2 separate regions of the Homo sapiens genome follow, and region 1 is linked to region 2. A link is a contact called in ENCODE Hi-C or POLR2A ChIA-PET data. All regions are on one chromosome and are shown on one strand. Each heading gives the region's core, a stretch centred on a gene start or an enhancer-like site at or near the end of the contact. The rest is flanking DNA. Distances are from core to core; before and after follow the strand shown. Region 1 has its middle 20 kb from the start of UBAC2-AS1. Region 2 overlaps DOCK9 (dedicator of cytokinesis 9).

Region 1 (6,721 bases), core at 3,776-6,275, 320 kb before region 2:
TTTTATAATCAAGGTTAAATCTTGTAGATTGCTTACAAAATTCGAAAAACAAATGTAATTTGCTTCATGCTGTTTTTATTAGAGCTTCTCCTTTAGAAAATTAAATCTCCTCACCGGGCTTGGTGGCTCACGCCTGTAATCCCAGCACTTTGGGAGGCCGAGGCGGGTGGATCACAAGGTCAGGAGATCGAGACCATCCTGGCTAACATGGTGAAACCCCATCTCTACTAAAAATACAAAAACTAGCTGGGCATGGTGGCATGCGCCTGTAGTCCCAACTCAGGAGGCTGAGGCAGGAGAATGGCGTGAACCCAGGAGGTGGAGCTTGCAGTGAGCTGAGGTTATGCCACTGCACTCCAGCCTGGGTGACAGAGCGAGACTCTGTCTCAAAAAAAAAAAAAAAAGAAAAAGAAAAGAAAATTAGATCTCCTCTCTCAAAGAATGAAGGTTTTTGCTTTTTCTGAAATGCTTGAATTATCACTTTGGTTAAATAAATGACCTCACAATGACCTGTAATCCTATTTTGTAATACCAAGTGTTTTAAACCCTTTATATTTGACAAACTTTCCAAAATCAAATTATAAATTATGTCTTTTTCTAACCTAATTAATCCTTTAAGAAATGAGTTTCCCTAAGTCCAAAAATGACAAAATTTGGCTTATTTTGGTATAAAAATTATACAGGAAGTGTCAAATATGAAATGGTGTTTGGTTTTCTTTGGGCTGTATTTGTATAAATATGTTACTGGTATGTGTTCCAAAATTATGGGAAACTCCTGTATTTCTGATATAACTTAGTGTACATTATCAGTAATAGTCATAAGTGTTGTTAAAATTATTGTGTGTCACAGAGGTAACACATTTCCTTGTCAATTGTGTCTTTTAACTGTGGCTGCCTTAAAACTTTTTTCATCCACAGACAATTCTCTTGTTTATCTTGTTTTAAACCCCTTTAAAAGGTGGGTTTATAATCAGTTATAGGACTCTAACAGGTGCACTTAAATGCAGTTTTGCTGATAACTTTGGAAACTGTGACATTGGAATAAAGGAATAAACTTTCAGAACTCTCATGGAGAGCTGAAATGTTTATGACTATCAAACAGAACAGGAGTTAACTGAATTAACTGAACCAATAGAAAACTAATCTTTTTGACCTTTTTGCTTAAAACATTGCTAATACTTTGTTTTGTTTTTTAGAATTATGAAAACTAAAGCTATTTACAGCTTTTAACAATTGAGTAAAGTATACTGTTACCAGAATTGGGAGCATATTTGTTTCTCTCTACCTGGTTTCTCCAGAATTTGGAAACTATTTGTGAGTATTCTTAATTTATGGCAGTATAGTTATTTGCATAAGTGCCATAAGAATCTGTTTTCTTTTGCAATAGGACACAATTGGAGAAATTGGTTATTTTACTAAGGCTTTGACTGGGATGGTGTGCTTTCCTTTAAGGAATCGACTTGTGGAGCTAATAAAGCCCTTGGAAAAACTGGCCTCATATTTTGTGTACACAGTCCCTGTACAGGTTTTCTGACCTGTGTAAGTACAGAATTCACTTTCTGACAGGCACAGAAGCCCCAGGTTTATGTTGGGACCTCAAGAGAAGGGGAAATTCACCCAACTCATAGATATTTGATGGCACAAATCTATGGCTGGGCTTCGCTTTTAAAATGTCTTATCTGCTATTCCTCCTATGGAACAAAGTTCCATCAAAGCCAATTTGAAAGCCTATGTAAAAGATAATTATTCTTGCTGCACTGTATACAAATAATTAGGCCAAGTATAATAAAGCAAGCCAGTCCCACCATGTTTTGTCTTTAGTAAAAATGGGAAACTGGAGAGAGAATAATTATGTTTCAAAACTACAGTAGACCTGTTGTTAGATTCTAGTCTGCCTAATGTTTTTTTCAATTTGTATTATTTTCTACAGTTTAGACTGAATTCTAATTTTTCTTGGCTACAAGTCCATAAAATAATGTTTTCAATTTCTTTTCCTTCTTTTTTTCCATTTTTCCTAATTTAGAGTCACTGAAAACTAAGCTGTGTTTTCTTAAAACCCTGCAAACTGAAGCCAGACAACTTGAACTTCAGAAGAAAATAACAGCAACCTATTTACGTACATAAGCCACTTTCATACCTGCCTACTAATGTATGGACTTCAGAGTAATGTGGCTTATATCGATTTTTCTAGGATTGTTCTTTTGTTTGTTGTTGTTTTTTCTCCCTTCCTCCCTGCTATTTTCTCTTCACAGAATGTGAGACTTCACAACCTACTAAAAATGAGCTTTTGGGACTTACCCATCTAGGAATAAACCATCATAGCTATGAGAAATCAGATGAAGCCTGAGACCAGAGACTCATTTTTTTGCAAAATGCTTTCTCCGACAGATTTTACAAAAGAAAAGTGGTGGGGGGCAGGCACAGTGGCTCACACCTGTAATCCCAGCACTTTGGGAGGCCGAGGTGGGTGGATTACCTGAGGTCAGGAGTTTAAGACCAACCTGACCAACATGGTGAAACCCCGTCTCTATGAAAAATACAAAAATTAGCCAGGCATGGTGGTGGGCACCTGTAGTCCCAGCTACTCGGGAGGCTGAGACAAGAGAATTGCTTGAACCCAAGAGGCGGAGGTTGCAGTGAGCTGAGATCACGCCACTTCAGTCCAGCCTGGGCGATGGAACAAGACTCCATCTCAAAAAAAAAAAAAAAAAGGTCAGAAATGTGAAAGGAAAATCTCTTGGGCCCCTAAAATCACTAAGGAAAACTCAAGCTGGAAACTGCTTAGGGCAAACCTGCCTCCCATTCTATTCAAAGCCACTCCTCTGCTCACTGAGATAGATGCATATCTGATTTGCCTCCTTTGGAAAGGCTCATCAGAAACTCTAAAGAATGTAACCCTTTGTGTCTCACCTGTCTGTTACCTGAGTCTTCCTGCCTTTGCTTTAAGTTGCCCCGCCTTTCCAGACCAAACCAATGTACTTCTTACATATATTGATTGATGTCTCATGTCTCCCTAAATGTATAAAACTAAGCTGTCCTCCGACCACCTTGGGTACATGTCCTCAGGACTTCCTGAGGCTGCGTCATGGGTGTGTCCTCAACCTTGGCAAGATAAACTTTCTAAATTAACTGAGGCCTGTCTCAGATGTTCCAGGTTCACATGAGTAACTCCTCTGCATGTCTTCGGCATTCAACAGACACACACTGAATAGGAATTCCCTGCCTCCCTCCTGCGGGGCATGAAGCCAGATGCTAGGATTGCAGAGCTTTCATGGGTGGATGTGCATGGGACAAGTGTGAACACAGTTAGCAGGACAGAGCGGGAGAAGTATCCACCAATGGTTTGACCTGCCCTTAGTCACTTCTCCTGGAAATGACGGAGAGAAGCGTGTTAAGAATTGGGAGAGGGCTGGCCCCAGTGGCTCACGCCTGTAATCCCAGCACTTTGGGAGGCCAAGGTGGGTGGACTCTTTGAGCCCAGGAGTTTGAGACAAGCCTGGGCAACATGGTGAAACCCCCATTTCTACAAAAAATAAAAAAATCAGCTGGGCATGGTGGTGTGTGCCTGTGGTCCCAGCTACTCTGGAGGCTGAGGTGGGAGGATCACTTGAGCCCAGGTGGTGGAGAATGCAGTGAGCCATGATCACACCACTGCACTCCAGCCTGGGTGACTGGGTGACTGAGCAAGACCCTGTCTCTAAAAAAAATTGGGATAGGATATGAGCTCAGAGAGCTCAGAGCTGGGCTCCACAGGACATGGGAATGGGGTGGAGTCAAAAGGACCTGTGGAAGTTTTGGAATTGAAGAGGAAAAAAATGTTTTATCCTCTGAGGCTGACCAAAAGGAAATTGGCTGCAGAAATGTTTGTAGATTGTGGTGGGGGTAGGACGATGTTTGAGGTCACCTATAACAGCTTCAATTTTCTGGATGAAACGAAAGACCAGCTCATTCTTCCTAGAATGAGGGGTCTGGGGCTAAACCCAGGACCTGGCAAGGGCATTAGAGGTTTGAGATAGTGGCTAGGTGGCTGTCTTAGCCCATTTTGTGCTGCTATAAAACAGGATACCTGAGACTGGGTAATTTATAAAGATCAGAAATGCATTTCTCATTGTTAGGGAGGCTGGGAGGCCCAAGACAGAGGCACTGGCTTCTGGTGAGGGCTTTCTTGCTGTGTCCTCACTTGGCAGAAGAGTGGGAGAGAGTGAACCCCTTCCCACAAGCCCTTTGCATAGAGGCATCAATCCATTCATGGGGGTGGAGCCCACGTGACCTAAACACTTCCCAAAATGCCCCACCTCCCGACACTGTTGCATTGGGGATTAAGTTTCCAGCCCATGAATACGGGGGTACACATTCAGACCATAGCAGGATTACATCAGTTAGGGTTCCATCAGGGGACCAGCAGAAACACCAGTAATATGAAAAGAGAGAACTAAATACAAAGACTTGTTAACTACATATAATATTCACCAGGTAACTGAAGGTGTAAGGAATAAGTCTGAGATATCACAGAGGAAGCAGCTACCACCTCTCAGGCTGGGCAAACGGAGGGAAGCAGGTCCAATGATTAAAACCTTGAAACTTGGCCAAGTGTGGTGGCTCAGCCTGTAATCCCAGCACTCTGGGAGGCCGAGGTGGGGGATGATGGATCACTTGAGGTCAGGAGTTCGAGACCAGCCTGGCCAACATGGTGATACCTAATCTCTACTAAAAATACAAAAATTAGCAGGATGTGGCGGTGCATGCCTCTAATCCCAGCTACCTGGGAGGCTGAGGCAGGAGAATCGCTTGAATCTGGGAGGTGGAGGTTGCAGTGAGCCAAGATCATGCCACTGCACTCCAGCATGGGCAAAAAAAGTGAGACTCTGTCTCAAACAAAAACAAAAACAAAACCTTGAAACTTAGAGGAGTGGTCCCAGGGGACTGGGACCAGACCTCTGAGAAGGACGCGCTGGCCAGCTGGTGGCGGGCTGGGAGTGGTGAAACTGGCTCTGCTGGTGTTGCAAGCACTGGCATCTGGATTCAGCTGCTGCTGCAGAAAGCAGCTGCATTTGCTGGGTGGAGTGTCCCTGGGGTATTGCTCAAAGGGGCCCCAAGCAGCAAGGAGGTCACGAGCCCCTCCTTCTTCCTCAGCTTCCTGTAGCACCCCAAAATGGTAGAACCCAACTTGTGGTTTGCAGAGTCTCAGCCCAACATCACAAAGCCAAGCAGAGAAGCCTGGGTTTGGAGTGAGAGGCAATAACTTAGTAACTGTCATGGGGAACGCACAAAGCCATCCCTCACTGTATGAGTGACATTTAGGGACTGTGCAGGCACATGAGTCTGTATATTGGCTGAATTTCTTTCCTTTGCCTTCTGCAAATCATTTCGTATTCTCCTAGGCCCTTGCCATATTGGAGAAATATCAGAAAATCCTTAATGGGTCTCCTGGTTCAAAAGGAACTGACCAACGATTACAAGTGTCTATCAACAGATGAATAAATAAGCAAAATGCAGCAGAAACATACAATGGAATATTGGCCTTGAAAAGGAAGGAAATCCTGACCTGTGCTCTAACATGGAAGAACCTGGAAGATCATCTGCTAAGGGAAATACGCCAGTCTCAGAAGGACAAATACCGAGTGATTCCACTTATATGAGGTGCCCAGAATAGGCAGATGCCTGGAGAGGGGAAGGAGAGTGGTGGTTGCCAGGCCTGAAGGAGGAGGGAATGGGCAGTTGTTGTTCGGTGGGTCCAGAGCTTCAGTTCTGCAGGATGGAAAATGTTCCGCGGATGGTGGTGGTGGTGGCTGCACAACAGTGTGAATGCATTGAATGCGTGTGACTGCACACTGAGAAATGGCTAAGGCGGGACGTTTTACCTGATGTGGATTTGCCCACAGTCACATATTTTTAGAAAGGAACTAGGCTGGCTGCAGTTGCTCATGCCTGTAATCCCAGCACTTCGGGAGGCCAAGGCAGGTGGATCACTTGAGGTCCGGAGACAAGCCTGGCCAACATGGTGAAACCCTGTCTCTACTAAAAATACAAAAAATTAGTCGGGCATGGTGGTGCGTGCCTGTAGTTCCAGCTACTCAGGAGGCTGAGGCAGGAGAATCACTTGAACTTGGGAGGCAGAGATTGCAGTGAGCCAAGATTGCGCCACTGCACTCCAGCCTGGGTGACAGAGTGAGACTCCATCTCAAAAAAAAAAAAAAAAAAGAAAGAAGGAAAGAAAGAAAGAAGTAAGAGAAAAAGAAAAGAAAGAAAGAAAGAAAAAGAAAGAAAGAAAGAAAGAAAGAAAAAGAAAAAAGAAGAGAAGAGAAAAGAAAAGGAAAGAAAGGCAAGAAAAGGCCGGGCGCGGTGGCTCACGCCTGTAATCCCAGCACTTTGGGAGGCCGAGGCGGGCGGATCACGAGGTCAGGAGATCGAGACCATCCTGGTTAACACGGTGAAACCCCGTCTCTACTAAAAATACAAAAAACTAGCCGGGCGCGGTGGCGGGCGCCTGTAGTCCCAGCTACTCTGGGGCCTGAGGCAGGAGAATGGCGTGAACCCGGGAGGCAGAGCTTGCAGTGAGCCGAGATCGCGCCACTGCAGTCCGGCCTGGGTGAAAGAGCGAGAGTCTCAAAAAAAAAAAAAAAAAAAAAAAAGAAAGAAAGAAAAGGGAAGGGGGAAAGGGAAAGGGAAAAGGAAAGGAAAGAAAAGAAACTAGACAGAGGTTAGAGCTGGAGGACATGGG
Region 2 (5,947 bases), core at 1,575-4,074:
CTAAAATCAGTTCTCAAAAGTCTTCTGTCCCGCAAGACTTTTTCTGTGTGAAATAACAGAAGAGCGGCCACCTCTGAGAGAAAAACACGTGACACAAATCAAGATTCTAATAGTTTCTCCATAAGAAAATGCCGGACATAATGTACTTATTAATATTCTGACTAAATGAACGCCTGTGCTAGCTTTTCCTCAGAGATAGCAGTTTACATATATATATATATATATACACACACACACACACACACACACAAACACACATATCCTCCAAGAATTGTCACAGGTGCTCACAGCCTTCTTCAGTCTTTATTTCTCCCTGTCTTTATCACATTTTGAATAAAGAAAGCATCCTACTATGGCTAGTGGCTAGACTACCTAATAATGGGACTAATTCATGGGATAAAATAAATGGCAGCCTTTATCCAATTAACTCACAGGACTTGCCCACTCTGAGATTATGTCTTTACCTTTGCCGGTGGTGGTGGTGGTAATACGCCATTTCATGTAGGGGATGAAACTGGGTAGAATTTAACATGAGAAACCCCACACCAATGCCCAAATTTATCCTGCAATAATAATACCAGTCCTTAACCTGGTTGATATTTATGTGTCTTTTTCACAGTTATGCTCTCCTTAGTTGACACTGTAAAGATTAAAAGAGTTAATTCATGCAAAATGCTTGCAACAGAGCCTGGCACACGGTAAATGCTCAGCAAATGTTGGCTGCTGTCACGAGTTTCCATTTGCCTTTCTTCTGGGCCTTCACTCTGTCTCTGCCCTGCTTTGCCCCATTCCCAGCCACTGCTCCAGAAGCAGGGAGGGGACCTTCCTTAGAGGGTTTTGTCTGCAGTGGTTCACAGCACTAGCTTTAAAGTCAGACAGATGCAGCCTTGGATCTGGAATCGACCATTTACTAGTTACCATGGCAGGATGTTGTCTATCTTCTTTGCCCTCCATACCCATGTCTTCAAAACGGTCGTTAGAGGGATTAAGAGCTGATACAAAGTGTATGGTGGTTGGCAGAGAGGAGTCAGATGAGTGGAAACATCACTTCACTGTAACCTTGATCATTTCCACAAAGTTTTAATACTTCTGTTTGACTCTTTTGACTCTTCTCCAATTCAGAATTCACCTTGTTAGGATTGGGGACTTCTTTAGAACTTGGAGATAGGCCACTGGGGATCTTTAGCATCATAGCCTCCAATTGCTCCGCACTGACATTGCAGCTGTGAAAAGTACTTGAAACTGACTTAATCCTTTTTCACTCTTGAATTTTAAGATCCAAATCCACTTTTCATAGGAATTCACCTCGACAGGCTTATTATACTCAGGTTATCTATATTGCCTCCTTTCTTGAAGATTTAAATCCCTGTTCTCTTTTAGGAGTACCTTCCAGGGAAGCCTCATCTTTGAACTGGGTTTACTAGTTTTTTTCTGGCAGCTTTAACAATTCTTTGTTCATCAGGGAGTTTCTAGCTAATTTTAGTCCTGGTGCTTCTCCTTCAAGAGCAAACTCTCCTTACATCTCTGTTAGAAGAATCCTGTTTCCACACATACTGAGAATGTGCCGTCACAGTTTTTTAAATGTCTTTGGATCATGGTGCCTGAGAGTTTTAAAAGTGATTCACTGCCTGGATAAAAACTACTCTGAGATTACATTCATTTTAAAAGGCAAGCGTCCTGAGGCTCAGGGTTTCTTTTTCCACCTACTCAGTGGTACCAAGGGAAGAGGGACGAATTTATCTTCTTTTCATTTTACTCAAGTGTCGTTTAAGGACTTTAAAAGCTATGCACTGGGCCAGGATATTAAATACAAACACATACACAAAGACATAAAAATAGGAACAAACTAAGCATATTGATTTTGATATATTGCATTTCCATCTGTTTGTCTTAAATTAGGACTCTAGTTCTGGAATCAAGCTTGAGACTCTGAGAACTTAGGGCCTAATTTTACTTTACTGAGGACCTCTTTCTCTTGAGTTCTGTGTTCTTTTTCATGACTTCTGTGTTCTTCAAATGCTGTTCTACATTAAATATGAAATATGATTATATTAGAAAAATTATAATTTGGTCATAGCATGTGTTTCTTATCTGAGTACAGAAAAAGGCCATAGTTTTTTCACAGGGTTTTTACCTGTCCCTTGCGACAATCATTCACATGGTTTCTCTCCTGGGGAGACGCAGCCACTGGCTGACAATAAGGCTTAATGAAACCATGTTCAAGCCTTTGCTTCTTTTTTCAAATTCTCCTGGCTCTTCTTTTCTTGATCTTTAATACACTGAATCAGTTTCAGGGATAGCAGTGAATAAATCTGAGTGTTCAACAGAGGGAAGGATTTATGACCTTGATGTCACAGGTCTTCCTTCTAAGGTTAAAGAGTTAAAGACTGACCAGGCACGGTGGCTCATGCCTGTAATCCCAGCACTTTGGGAGGCCGAGGTGGGCAGATCACCTGAGGTCAGGAGTTCGACACCAGCCTGGCCAACATGGTGAAAACCCGTCTCTACTAGAAATACAAAAAAATTAGCCAGGGTTGGTGGCAGTCGCCTGTAATCACAGCTACTTGGGAGGCTGAGGCAGAGGAGTCACTTTCAAATATACTTTTGGTGTAACCTAGAGGCTGGCTATATTTATTTTGTTGTTTATTTATTTTTTAACTTAGAAGTATCCCAGTCCATGGCAGCTCATTTGCCTACTGAGATCTGAAAACAACCAGCCTGTTGTGAAGTGCCAAGTAATGGCATCTTCAGCTTGCGTCTGGGAGAATGTGTGCTCACAGCTGCCAGACACAGAGTCCAAATCTCCTGATGCCATCTGCCAAACCAGCCAGGCCTTTCCGCTGGAGGCACGCCTTTTGGTTCAGCACGGAATGTACAAGTCCAAAGAGTCGTTTTAAATTATGTGATTTATTTAAATCTTATCTAAGCAGGAAGTCAATCTATTACCTTAAAAAATTCCATAGTACCAAGATAGGGAGTGATTTCTGCCTTCAAATACTGTTTTTTTCATGGACATCACAAATTTTATTTCCACATTAGATTTCCTTTCTGCTCATAGTTGTTTATAGCAGATTCCCAGATATTCCCCGTTCACAGCACCCTTAGTGTCACTTTATTTCGTGGCATCCCTAGGCTGAAAGACACACCCAGCAGTTCTCTTTATTAGGTACTTAGGACCAAATAACTTAATAAGTACTTACATCCTAACAATTTAGTAGGCACTTAAAAGAAATAATACACATAAATTTAAAGGAAACAATTAATTTTATTTTTAATAACCACAACTCACTACAAATGGGTGGTGTGTACCTGTTGGACACTGACAGCTTCTCAGCCTTTGGGTCAGATTGGCCAGCACCATTCGCATTTCCTGTCCCTCATTGATTACTTGCCTTTTATCATAGCAGGCCCCCAAATACCCAGCTTCACAAATATGTCTTCAAAAGGAGCATAGCACAACCTGCTGCTGAAACAGCAGCTTCTGGCTGAGGTCACATATCACTGTGTTCTCCTCGAAAATTTAAAATACCCCATGACACCCCTCAGAGTTGGGTAGGCTCCTCAGTGTTTATTACCAGTTTGAATGCTACAAGTTTGTTGTGTGGTTTAATTTTGTGATTTGATAGTTGTAGGTGGATTTATCTTTTAATTTTTTTAAGTCTTCATTCTATCACATTCTGAAACAGGTATGCATTTAGTCTTTAGCGATCAAAGGTGGTTTCTAACAAGTGAATTGATGTTTACATCTGAATGTTTCAGACTAGTTTCTTTTTATCTCATTGTATATGACCTGGTTCTTTAAAGGTGAAGTAATGGAATGCAACTCTTGAGCCAACTTCCTAACAGAAAAAATAAGTGCAATAAAAGCAATTTCCCTTAAAGTTCAGTACTCATCTTTATTTTGTTCTGTCTTAATAAAACTTTATTGTTGGCTTGATTTCCATTTAGCTTCTCCATATACAACCTCAACTCCAAACATCAACAGTGTGAGAAATGCTGATTCGAGAGGATCTCTCATAAGCACAGATTCGGGTAACAGCCTTCCAGAAAGGAATAGTGAGAAGAGCAATTCCCTGGATAAGGTAATTGCTTTTCACCCAACACAAATGTTTCTTATAATCAATGGATTTAGCCCAAAGTAAACGTACTTCATGTTCTAGTGCCTTTTAAGTGTGACCTTTTGTTTTTTTCTAAACCACCCGGCTGACCTGGAGTAGGTGATGAGAGCTTTAAGGTTGGGGCCCATTCCTTGAAGTGCTCTGATTCCTGTTTCCAGTACCTCAGATCCTGGGCAGGGTTTGCAGTGGAGCGTCTTGAGTGAATGGCTCTGGTGGGTTGAACGGGGAGGGACTCAAAATGCTGCCCATCTCAATTTCCTGTAGTCTTTTTATTTATTTATTTATTTTTTGAGACAGAGTCTCGCTCTGTCGCCCAGGCTGGAGTACAGCGGCACGATCTCAATTCACTGCAACCTCCGCCTCCTGGGTTCAAACGACTCCTCTGCCTCAGCCTCCCCAGCAGCTGGGACCACAGGCACAAGCCACCACGCCCGGCTAATTTTTGTATTTTTAGTAGAGATGGGGTTTCACCATATTGGCCAGGCTGGGCTCAAACTCCTGACCTCGTCATCCGCCCGCCTCGGCCTCCCAAAGTGCTGGGATTACAGGCGTGAGCCACTACACCTGGCCAATTCCCTGTAGTCTTTATACCAGAGACACCATCATCAACACAGCTCTCCACCCACAAGGGTGTTAGGTCTGAAGCCAGCTCCAGAGAATAATTGATCATATAGGTGATTCAGGGGTAAGAAATCACTTTATTCACACAGCACGCACCCACAACACAACACTTCCTCCTCATACTTAGCCTTTTTTCTTGAAACTACTAAGTGCTCAGACCATTTGGAACTTTGTAGGAAAGGATAAAGTGTGGGTTTAAACCTGGAGCCATGGTAGATTGGTATCACTTTGGGCACAGATTTTCTAAGTTACTTCAAGTTACAGGCAAGTGCCCATCCCAATAAACAGCTGAGCCATTTAGGGATTTATCCCTAGTTCTCCAAAAACACCCGGAAGACATCCTTCCTCAGCATCAGGTTTATAATCTTGTCACGCATCCCATGGCTGGCATTGACATGGTTACCATTAAATGCAGTTCTGTTGAGGTGCGAGCAGCTCAGTTTGGGTGTGTCATGACGTATTGAACTTTTCCCTTGACCCCAACATGCCTTCATGTATAGAGGGAGAAGCTGCTCCGAAGGCACTCTGCTTGTGTCATACGCAGTGCTGAAGAGGAGGAGGAGAGCTGCCAGTCAGCCAGGAAAAACCGGGTCACTGTGGATTTTTCCCTTCTAATGATTCCACCTTTGCCAGAGGAGACATTGAATGCAACACCTTCCCTCCCACTGCCGGAAGTACTAAGTTCTCCAGTGGCTCTGATCAAGTGGGCAGGCCAGAGGGTGCATCCATACCAGTTTTGCCACTAATTTCCCCTGTATTTTTTTGTAAATGAAAATATTCACATATTTTATTAAGCCTGATATATATATGTATATATATACACACACACACACACGCATAATTTTTTTTTCAATTGGCCACCAGCACCTTGAATAAAACATCTTTTTTCCACTATTGTTTTTGCTTTGATATTTGGTAAAAAAATTTTTTTTATTTCAATTGGAAATTCAACTGGGAGAGTTTTTAAATCTCCTGTGTTTGCAATCACATGATGAGATTCTTGTTCTGCTTTTTTTCCACAAGAACCTGCTGCCTAGTGGCAAAATTGCCCTCTTGTTTGCCCCAAGCTTTCTGACGTTTGCAGTGTTGAGCTAAGCTGATGAGGGAGTGACCTCATCAGTTTAGGACCTCTGGCCATGCTGTGCTGACGTGTCCCTGTTTGTCCCGGTTGGGCACCTGCCTATTGTGTTCCCTGAGCAGTGCCCACA

Evidence for each region. A loop is a pair of places that touch in the nucleus more often than their neighbours do. ChIA-PET counts read pairs that join two places held with the same protein, here RNA polymerase II (POLR2A). Pooled maps may share reads with other maps.
Region 1: a loop to region 2 is called in a map with no recorded cell type, with 2.4 times the contacts of the local background. The contact joins two enhancer-like sites. A Hi-C loop is called at or near these places in 3 of 37 single-sample maps with no recorded cell type and 7 of 50 pooled maps. POLR2A ChIA-PET finds 5 or more read pairs at or near these places in 1 of 52 experiments (T-cell).

Annotation. Positions count from the first base shown.
Region 1 is chr13:99,177,178-99,183,898 of GRCh38, reverse strand. No RefSeq gene overlaps it. Among named protein-coding and RNA genes, the nearest start is that of UBAC2-AS1, 20 kb to the left of the region's middle. RefSeq lists an enhancer at 1,934-2,446. Within about 2 kb of position 5,025, at least 3 of the 41 ENCODE cell types and tissues checked have a DNase peak (open chromatin) inside an H3K27ac peak, as active enhancers do.
Region 2 is chr13:98,854,033-98,859,979 of GRCh38, reverse strand. DOCK9 (dedicator of cytokinesis 9) reads left to right here. Exons shown (of 53, transcript NM_001366683.2): 34 at 3,949-4,082. Among named protein-coding and RNA genes, the nearest start is that of DOCK9-AS1, 25 kb to the right of the region's middle. RefSeq lists an enhancer at 5,862-5,947. Within about 2 kb of position 2,824, at least 6 of the 41 ENCODE cell types and tissues checked have a DNase peak (open chromatin) inside an H3K27ac peak, as active enhancers do.